Regions from separate parts of the Homo sapiens genome. Here region 1 is linked to region 2. Evidence: chromatin contacts called from ENCODE Hi-C or POLR2A ChIA-PET data. All regions are on one chromosome and are shown on one strand. The core of a region is the stretch at or near the end of the contact, and the rest is flanking DNA. Distances in the headings are between cores, read along the strand shown.

Region 1 (5,115 bases), core at 644-3,143, 290 kb after region 2:
CTGTCCAGTGGAGATTTTTGTACCCCTCCCATCACATTTCTTAGGAAGAAAATATCTGGGGCTGTGAGATGTTCCATTTTACCCTCAACCTCAACTATACCCACCCTGAACCACTGGATACAATTTTCTCTCACTGGGTGCACGGTGCTTCTGTCCTAATGGTCCAACCTTCTCAGTAGGTGAGGCAGTATGAGCTTTGCCACTCACCTACTGTGTGGCTTTTGGCAAGATCCTTCCCTTAGTTGGGCTCCAGTTTTTTCTTCTCTATAAATTCAGGAGCTAGAATCAATGATCTGCAAGGTCCTTTCTGGATGTAGCGAAAAGGAGACATTTAGAATCAGAAAACGCCAGGGGTAGATTTCAGAATGTGGGCATTACCTCCCAGCAAAATATTCTTTACTATTCTCCTGTGTAAGGCCTCTAGCCCTGGCTTGGCTCCGTATCTCACACCAGTCATGGTGTAGGGCTGGGCACAGGGTAGGTGCTCAGTGATTTAGCTTTTTGTCTCCATCTCCTAAAAAACAATTCCAAATATTCTAGGTTTGATTTTCAGCGGACCCTCCTGATGGGTATCTGGAGCACGAGGTTGGTTTTTTTTTTTTTTTTGGAGATGGAGTTTTGCTCGTCGCCCAGGCTGGAGTGCAATGGCGTGCTCTCGGCTCACTGCAACCTCTGCCTCCTGGGTTCCAGCGATTCTCCTGCCTCAGCCTCCCCAGTAGCTGGGTTTACAGGAACCTGCCACCACTCTCGGCTATTTTTTTTTTTTTTTTTTGAGACGCATTCTTGCTGTTGCCTAGGCTGGAGTGAACTGGCGTGATCTCGGCTCACGGCAACCTCCGCCTCCCGGATTCAAGCGATTCTCCTGCCTCAGCCTCCCGAGTAGCTGGGACTACAGGCGCCTGCCACCATGCCCGGGTAATTTTTGTATATTTAGTACAGAAGGGGTTTCACTGTGTTGGCCAGGCTGGTCTCGAATTCCTGACCTCGTGATCCGCCTGCCTTGGCCTCCCAAAGTGCTGGGATTACAGGCGTGAGTGACCGTGCCCGGCCTAATTTTTGTATTTTTAGTAGAGATGGGGTTTCACCATGTTGGCCAGGCTGGTCTCGAACTCTTGACCTCAGGTGATGCGCCAGCCTCAGCCTCCCAAAGTGCTGAGATTACAGGGGTGAGTCACCGCGCCCAGCCGTTGGTTTTAACTATTTGGGGCACACACTGTGATTTTTTTTCTGACGCAGCTGGTACAGTGCTTGCTTGTAACAATTTGCAATTCACTAAGCTGAGCAGAGTCTGGACACCTCGAAGGCACACATACATGCCAGTGGCTGAGAACACAACATTCAAATCCTCTCCATCTGGGGCCTTGGTCCGGAAGGCCAATCTCACTGCAACCCGAGCGGCTATGAGACATCTCCCTCGTGGCAGGTGCCCGAGCTGTAGCCACGCGGCCTCTGGAAAGAGATGTGCTAAGTCCCAGGACTTCAGAAGAGCTCTGTGACCTTGGCCAAGTCCCTTCCTCCTTCAGGAGCGCTGCAGTGGGCCTAAGTGCCTCCTCCCGGGACTAGTACGGGGACGGTCGTGAGATCTGGACAACATTCGCCTTTTAATATTTATTGATCTTTTGTGACACGCGCGTGGGTTTCCATCAGCAATGAAGTCAACGGTCGCGGCGCTGGAGCCTGCAGAACTCGCGCTCTAGATCTCGCGAGATCTCCGCCCAGGGCTTCGCAGCGTCACGCCCTCCGGGGCCGTGGCGGCGACGGCGGTGCGTAGCTTACTCACAGGGGCGGCCCGTATCCCTCCGCCGCCGGCGCGGCTCGGCCCTCCCTCCCCTGGCCCGCCAATCCCCGCGCCTCCCGACCTGCCCCTCGGTCGGGCCCACCCCGTGCTCCGACGGCCCCACCCCGGCGGCGCAGCCCGCCCGCCCGCGCGTCCCTCGGTCCACCTGCAGCAGGGAGGAAGACAGGCAATCCCTCCGGCTGTCCGACCAAGAGAGGCCGGCCGAGCCCGAGGCTTGGGCTTTTGCTTTCTGGCGGAGGGATCTGCGGCGGTTTAGGAGGCGGCGCTGATCCTGGGAGGAAGAGGCAGCTACGGCGGCGGCGGCGGTGGCGGCTAGGGCGGCGGCGAATAAAGGGGCCGCCGCCGGGTGATGCGGTGACCGCTGCGGCAGGCCCAGGAGCTGAGTGGGCCCCGGCCCTCAGCCCGTCCCGCCGGACCCGCTTTCCTCAACTCTCCATCTTCTCCTGCCGACCGAGATCGCCGAGGCGGCCTCAGGCTCCCTAGCCCCTTCCCCGTCCCTTCCCCGCCCCCGTCCCCGCCCCGGGGGCCGCCGCCACCCGCCTCCCACCATGGCTCTGAAGAGAATCCACAAGGTAAGCGGCCGGAGGTCGGCTGCGCTGCTGGCCAGCTGAGCAGGCTGCGGCCTGCACTTCCCGCCGTAGTCTCCGTCGGGCTCGCGGCCTCCTTGGATCTTGCTGCCGGTGCTGGCCCCTCGGGGCGGCCTCCATACCCCACTCCCAGTGATGGCGCCCGTGGAGGCCCCGGCGCGCAGCCCGCGCTTAGGCCGGAGGTGCTCTCGCGGCCTCAGCGTTCCTCCCCGGCTGCCCTTCCAGGCCCGCATGGTGTGGACTCTTAGGGCTTCTCTCCAGTCTGGGACTGCCGCTGCACTTGAGGGCCATTGTCGGGCCAGGATGGCGGGGTTGGGGCCGAGGGGGGCGCTGGGGCGTTGGGCGGCCCCTTCGACAGAGGTCGAAAGGGCTTCTCGCCCCATTTCTGTTCCCTCCTCCCACACCTGCCCTAGCTCCCTCCACAAAACCGCCTGAGCTCGGGCTGACAGAGGAAGCCGTTTTGCCCGATCCACAAGTATATCCTGAGTTCACTTACCTCTTGGGTGGCAGCACACATCGGTCCACCCTGCTTGTCCAGAAACTGTTAAGAGTTGGAAGTTCAGAAGAAAAAAAAAAGGTGACTTAATGAGGGAGGAGGGAAGTAGAGGGAGAATCATTTTATTCCTTGAGGTTGCTGTATGTAGTTAGAAACTAACACTTCCGTTTTGCAGGATTGGATCTAATAGAAAAGCTGTACATTGGCAAAGGTAGAGGTAGAAACCTGAACATTGAAAACCACCAGAGAAATTATACAAAAGTTCCTTTCACAGCCTCTTCGCAAAATGGACTTGACGCTATTAGGTGATATGTTTACCGAGACTCTTAACTGGGAAGGGGTTTTACTAGATTTTGTATTAAAAAGGATTTCTTTGCTCTTTAAAGTGAAGGGTTATTTAGTTATCAATAAGGAGGTTTTCCTAATAATACATCTAGACTATAAGATTGGCTTAAAATTTATTTTTTTTCCCTTTCTGATGTTGTAACCTCTTAGTGCCACTTTCATGTTTTTTTTCTTAGAAGTAGGGAGGCACCACTATTAATTTCTGTTTGGTGTTTCACTTGGCTACTCAGATTGGCTATATTAAACCGGTAGCTACTTTTTTCTTCAATACATCTTTTTCCTTTTAGTGGAGAACGGGGTCTTGCCGTGTTGTCCAGGCTGGTGTGGAACTCCTGGGCTCAAGCTAGCCTCCTGTCTCTGCCTCCCTTAAGTGTTGGAATTACAGGCATCAATCAGCCACTGCACACGGCCTATACCTGTAGCTACTTAGAAGTAGGTACTGGGGTTATCCATTCTGAATGATGGGATGGGGATGCAAGAGGAAGAGAACCAGTTTTTAGCTTGTCTTAAACTAAGTCAGAATACAGATTGATGATTTAAACACCTCAGCTCAGCGGTTGGTCCTCATTTCATTTTTGCTCAAAGACAGTGTGGAATCAGTCCCATTGGTTACTATAATTAGGTTAGCTCCTTAACTTCTTTTGACTCTGATTTCTAACAAATGAAGAAGGGCAGATTTTAGACAATAAATCTTGTACTAAAATGAAATGGTATTTGTTAAATACCATAAAGAAGCTTGAACCTTAAGCAAAGATGTCTTAAAGAACCGTTTAAGGGGCAGGGGAGCACACTGAGGAGTAGTCATCCAAAAAAAATATATACATATGTATTTTAAAGGCTTTTAGGAATTGCTAGGTCCTTATAGAATCTAACTGGGAAGTTATCAAATACCTGTAGAAGCTTGTCCTCTTATTTTATAACCTGAGAAAGAGCAAGTGGGTATAATGTGTAATAATTTACAGATAAAGAAATGTAGACCTGCCGGGCGCGGTGGCTCACGCCTGTAATCCCAGCACTTTGGGAGGCTGAGGTGGGTGGATCACGAGATCAGGAGATCGAGGCCATCCTGGCTAACACGGTGAAACCCCGTCTCTGCTAAAATATACAAAAAAAACTAGCCGGGCTTGGTGGCGGGTTCCTGTAGTCCCAGCTACTCTGGAGGCTGAGGCAGGAGAATGACGTGAACCGGGGAGGCGGAGCTTGCAGTGAGCCGAGATCGCGCCACTGCACTCCAGCCTGGGCCACAGGCGAGACTCCCTTTCAAAAAAAAAAGAAATGTAGACTTTAATCTCTACATTGAATTATATGTGTAACGGACTTTTTCAGAGAGGGAACTATCTCTTTGACACAAAACATACGTTTTAATTAATAATACTTGCTCTGGTAATATAGTTTCTTATGAGTTGCTACATATTTTCTAGAATAGATTTTCCTTAAAATATGCCTTTGTAAGATTTTTTTAATAAAATCAAGTTTAGAAATAATTTGAACTTTTTTGGGGGATAGAGTTTCAGTCTTGTCGCCCAGGCTGGAATGCAATGGCACGATCTCAGCTCACCGCAACCTCCACCTCCTGGGTTCAAGTGATTTTTCTGCTTCAGCCTCCCGAGTAGCTGGGATTACAGGCACGCACCACCACACCTGTCTAATTTTTGTGTTTTTAGTAGAAACGGGGTTTCACCATGTTGGCCAGGCTGATTTCTAGTTCCTGACCTCCGGTGATCCACCTGCCTCAGCCTCCCAAAGTGTTGGGATTATAGGCGTGAGCTACCGTGCCCGGCCTGAACTTTTTTTTTTTTGGAGACGGAGTCTCCCTCTGTCGCCCAGGCTGGAGTGCAGTGGTGCTATCCTGGCTCACTGCAACTTCCGCTTCCTGGGTTCAAGCGATT
Region 2 (4,610 bases), core at 483-2,982:
CTATAGCCCAAAAAGTTGACCACTTGTTCAACAGGACATGAAAATATGGCTTACCTCACAGCCTTATTTATAATGGCTGGCCTTCCACATAAATCCTGCCTTCTACCTGGACTAATCTGAATCCAGTCATCACCAGATTATTGGTCCCTCTCTCCCCAAAGGTCTGCATAGCTCCCTGTCCTCAGTTACTTCTTGTCTCTTCTCTGAAAGCACACATGCACATTCACACACACACATACACACACACACACACACACACACACACACCCTATCTTTCCTTTTCATGAATCTTCAGGGTAGCTCTGCCCTCTCCACTTTGTGTGTTTGGAAGGAAAGAAAGCGAAATATATGAGATGCCAATGCAATTTCTCCTTTAGCAGAGCTCGGTAGGACAATTACCCACCCAATCTGCCTGGTTTTATAGCTCTCATAACCTTCCTTTATGAACACGCTGTGACAGCCGGATGTGGGCATTGATTATGGCAGCAGTCTTCAGCCACATTCCTATTTAACTGCAAAGCAGAGCTCCTGCCTACCAGCCCAGCACTGGTCATGTGACTTTTTAAATTACTGTATTTATGTAAGCCTTTTCCCAACCAGAGCCTATGTCCAACTGCATCAAAACTGGGGAGGATTTGAGCTTGCCACTTCCCCTCCAGTGGCTCTTTGGCCCTACAGCCTAGGGTCTCTTGCTGGAATCAAACTGGGGCTCTGGGCTTTCTTAGGAGAGGTCTGCAAGAGTTGGGGTGCACAAGAAGCATACCTTTTTCATTATGAAAGAGCTGAGGAAATAGACAATGAAACATGTTGGCAGATGCCAAGGGCAGTGGCTTGGTTCCCAGGGGTTCACCTGGCAATGGTGCCAGGTGCAAGAGATCAGCAAAACTTACAGGATTGGTTGTTGTTGTTGGGGGGCGGGTGTCGGAAAGGAATTTGGGGGAATTAGAGAATGGAGTTGGGAATCACTGCTTGTAGGCCTTCCACTCTGGACCCCAGCAGAATCATATGGACTCTAGCCACTGGGAGAGGGAAGTTTTAGTGTTCCAAAGAAATCCTGGTAGCCTTGCAGGCAGTCTGTCCTGACCAAGGACTCTGCCTGACTGTGCCATGGTGCAGGGCAAGTCTAGCAGAGAAAGCCAGTGTTCTTCAGTTACTGCAGCTCGGCGAAGAATCCCACTGCAGGGCACTAGGGAGGCCGGTCCTGCAGAGGTCAGCAGTAGGAGTGACTGGCTTAATCTATTCGAAAACCTCCTGGAAAGATCCCGAAGACCGTGGACCAAGGTGACCTGCGTGGGTGAGCGATCCATTAGCCGAATGACAGCGCTGCCGCAGAAAGCCAGAAAAAGGATATGCGTGGGAAGCGCAAAAGCGTGGGCTGGGCCTGCAGCAACGGAAAGGCGCCACGCTCGTGAGCGGAACCAGCGTTCCGGGGGCGCTCAGTGTGGGCAGGCAGGAAGCCTGGCTCCACTAGGACACACAGATTCTCTCCTGAGCAGCTGCGAACTATGCGCCCCTTCTACCCTTAAGAGATGGGATGGGAGTCCAACAAACCCAGCCATTGCTCAGACCCCAGCCCTTCTCTCCTCTAAGAAGCAGGTTCACCTCTGCCACCGCACTCGCATTTTTTTTTTTTTTTAAAGCCCGGCCTTTCCTAGGCGGGGTCAAGGGCCCCGCCCACCGAAGCCACGCCCAGTAGCCGCCCCGGGGCGGGGTTCCCCTCGGCTCCCGGCTGCCCTTTCCCCTCCGGCCTCTGCCGGTGCTGCTGCGCCCTGCGGAGCTCCGAACACGTGCGCGTGAGTAAGGACCCAGAGGGGAGAGTCCTTGGAGGTTTCCCAGCCTGGGGAAAGAAGCAGTGCAGGGTGGCTTCTGCCGGGGCACGGGACGAAATTGGGGTTCGTCCCCTCGTGATCCCGAGCTTGGAGGGCATCTGAAAGAGACTTGGGCCTCGGAGTCGTCCCCTGTTTTTCTACCATCCCTCTTCCCTCTTCTCCCTAGGGAGTCCCATAGAGCCTGACTCCGAGAGCCTCGATCTCCCAGGGCCAGAGGCAGGGACTTTGGAAGGTTTGTGAGGAACAAATGTCCGGTGGAACTGAGTCAGCCCCTTTAACCCGAGCCTTGAAAGGGGCAGGCTATTTTTAGATCTGTTTTTAGACCCAGCGAACAATGAACCCTCTCTACTCATTTTCCTGTTCCTCTAAATTATTTGGAGGAAGTCAGGAGTGAAATTTGGGGATGGCTGGAAAAAGGTATGATCTTAGCCTTACATAAATTATAATGGTGACTGTGAGGCCGGGCGCGTGGCTCACGCCTGTAATCTCAGCACTTTGGGAGGCCGAGGCGGGCGGATGACGAGGTCAAGAGAAGAAGACCATCCTGGCCAACATGGTGAAACCCCGTCTCTACTAAAAATACAAAACTTAGCTGGGCGTGGTGTCGCACGCCTGAAGTCGGGAGGCTGAGGCAGGAGAATCGCTTGAACCCGGGAGGCAGAGATTGCAGTGAGCCGAGATAGCACCACTGCATTCCAACCTGGTAACAGAGCAAGACTCCGTCTAAAAAAAAATGGTGACTGTGTAGGAATATTTATTATCATTTGTGCAAACATTTTGGTTATTTTTATTTTTTTTAACGGAGTCTTGCTCTGTTGCCCAGGCTGGAGTGCAGTAGGGCGATCTCGGCTCACTGCAACCTCCGCCTCCTGGGTTCATGCCATTCTCCTGCCTCAGCATCCCGAGTAACAGGGACTACAGGTGCCCGCCACCACGCCCGGCTAATTTTTTTTTTTTTTTTTTTTTTTTTTTTGTATTTTTAGTAGAGACGGGGTTTCACCGTGTTAGCCAGTATGGTCTCGATCTCCTGAACTCGTGATCCGCCAGCCTCAGCCTCCCAAAGTGCTGGGATTACAGGCGTGAGCCACCGCGCCCGGCCTAACATTTTCGTTATTGCTTTTAATCAGTAGTTGAGGTCTTGGCACGACTACTGCCTCCAATTCCCCTCACATCCAATACTGCAGTTATTTTTCCAAGTGCTGTTTTTATTGTCCTTCAGGAAGTATTGGAGGCCCTCCTCTATCCAGTGTTCCCACTGTTCACTGCCCGTTTCTCTCACTGGATAACTTTTCCCTTTTTACTCACTCATATTCACCATCTAAGCCTTTTTTGGAATGTAGCTCCTCAGGTGTTTACTGAGTGCCCACACTATACCAGACATTATCCTGAGGATTAGCTTATATTTCACTTAAGCCTCCCAACCACCCTATTTACAGAGGACTATTAGTAATATCCCCATTCAGCTTGGTGTGCTCGCTCACGCCTGTAGTCCCAGCTACTCAGGAGGCTGAGGTAGGAGAATCACTTGAGCCCAGGAAGTGGAGGCTGCAGTGAGCCATGATTGTGCCACTGCACTCCAGCCTGGGTGGCAGAGAAAGACCCTGTAATATAATACCTCCATTCTACAAATGAGACTGAGGTATAGAGAGGTTTCTCGCCCAGTATCATTTGGCTAGACACTGGTTAGGGGATAGAGCCAGGCTCCCTGATATTTGTTTAATCGACTCTTTTGCTACTATTGAACTGCTGTGGTGTATAAGTAACAAGAGATGAAAACAAAGCTAAACAAGGATAAGCTATTGGTTTTATTGTCTGCTATTGTTTCTGTGGCTTAGGCCTAAGTTACCGTGTTTTGAGGGGAGGGACTCTGAGCTGCACACGTGTTCACTGTTGGCTGACTAACCTGGAGTTGTTTCATTGCAGAGAGGCTGGCTGTGGCAGATGCAACTGCAGGTGAGTGCAACCCCTTCAGCTCTCTTGGCTCCAGCTGTAGGCAGCTGCCTAGGTTGTCTTGTACCTAGGCAAGTGTTACACTGCTGGGAGAACAGCAGCCAATAGCTGGTTGGCATTCTGGCCCTGGTTCATGCCAACTCTTGTGTTGACTACCCCAGGATGCCAGCATAGTTGCTTATCCATTAAGGCAGGCGTGTTTTTTGGCTTCCCTGGGCCACATTGGAAGGATAAGAATTGTCTTGGGCCATACATAAAATATAGTAACACTAACGATAACTGATAGCTAAATTTAAAAAAAAATTGCCAAAAATAACTCCTCATAATGTGTTAAGAAAGTTTACCAATTTGTGTTGGGCTGCGGGTTGGAAAAGCTTGCATTAAGGTTTAATCTGTGAGAGCATGACTTTTTGCAGAGAATAAGTCCAGACCTTCCTGAATAGTTCTGGTCCAACAGGTTTGGGTAGCATGAAGTTACTTGAATCATACCTTGGAAACAGAACAAAGCTAATGGGAAGAGGGGGTTGGTAAAAATAGACGGAAAAGTCACACCTTTATTTTTAGTGCCTACCAAGGGCTCAAAGGGGGCCAGATACAATGGGATTTTTGCTAATTTCACTGAAATTAAAGTCCATGGCTCCTACTACCCACCATAAAAGCTAGTCATGACACCCTTTGTAGAGGGATGGATTCCCTATTAGGGAAACATTGATGGTAATTCACTTTAAAATTATGGGCATTCTCTAGCTGTTTAATAAAATATTAAAATATTGATTGAGGGGGCTCTGGGAACTGAACAACTACAACCACACTAATTTCTCCTTTGGGCTG

Evidence for each region. A loop is a pair of places that touch in the nucleus more often than their neighbours do. ChIA-PET counts read pairs that join two places held with the same protein, here RNA polymerase II (POLR2A). Pooled maps may share reads with other maps.
Region 1: a map of B cell shows a loop between it and region 2 (7-fold over the local background). The contact joins the promoter of UBE2D2 here to the promoter of SNHG4 in region 2. A Hi-C loop is called at or near these places in 2 of 168 maps with a recorded cell type or tissue (B cell and CD4-positive, alpha-beta memory T cell) and 8 of 50 pooled maps. POLR2A ChIA-PET finds 5 or more read pairs at or near these places in 3 of 52 experiments (MCF 10A, PC-9 and activated CD4-positive, alpha-beta T cell).

Annotation. Positions count from the first base shown.
Region 1 is chr5:139,559,446-139,564,560 of GRCh38, forward strand. It overlaps UBE2D2 (ubiquitin conjugating enzyme E2 D2), which reads left to right and starts at 1,894. Exons shown (of 7, transcript NM_003339.3): 1 at 1,894-2,370. The coding sequence starts at 2,347. RefSeq lists enhancers at 1,470-1,639, 2,800-2,849, 2,940-3,059 and a silencer at 1,670-2,329.
Region 2 is chr5:139,272,369-139,276,978 of GRCh38, forward strand. It overlaps SNHG4 (small nucleolar RNA host gene 4), which reads left to right and starts at 1,733. Exons shown (of 7, transcript NR_182757.1): 1 at 1,733-1,793; 2 at 1,996-2,246; 3 at 3,753-3,782. LOC124901081 (a long non-coding RNA gene) reads right to left here. Exons shown (of 4, transcript XR_007058956.1): 4 at 699-1,286. SNORA74D (small nucleolar RNA, H/ACA box 74D) reads left to right here and starts at 3,812; the gene lies at 3,812-3,955. It also overlaps a transcript of MATR3 not described here. RefSeq lists an enhancer at 1,087-1,436 and a silencer at 1,727-1,806.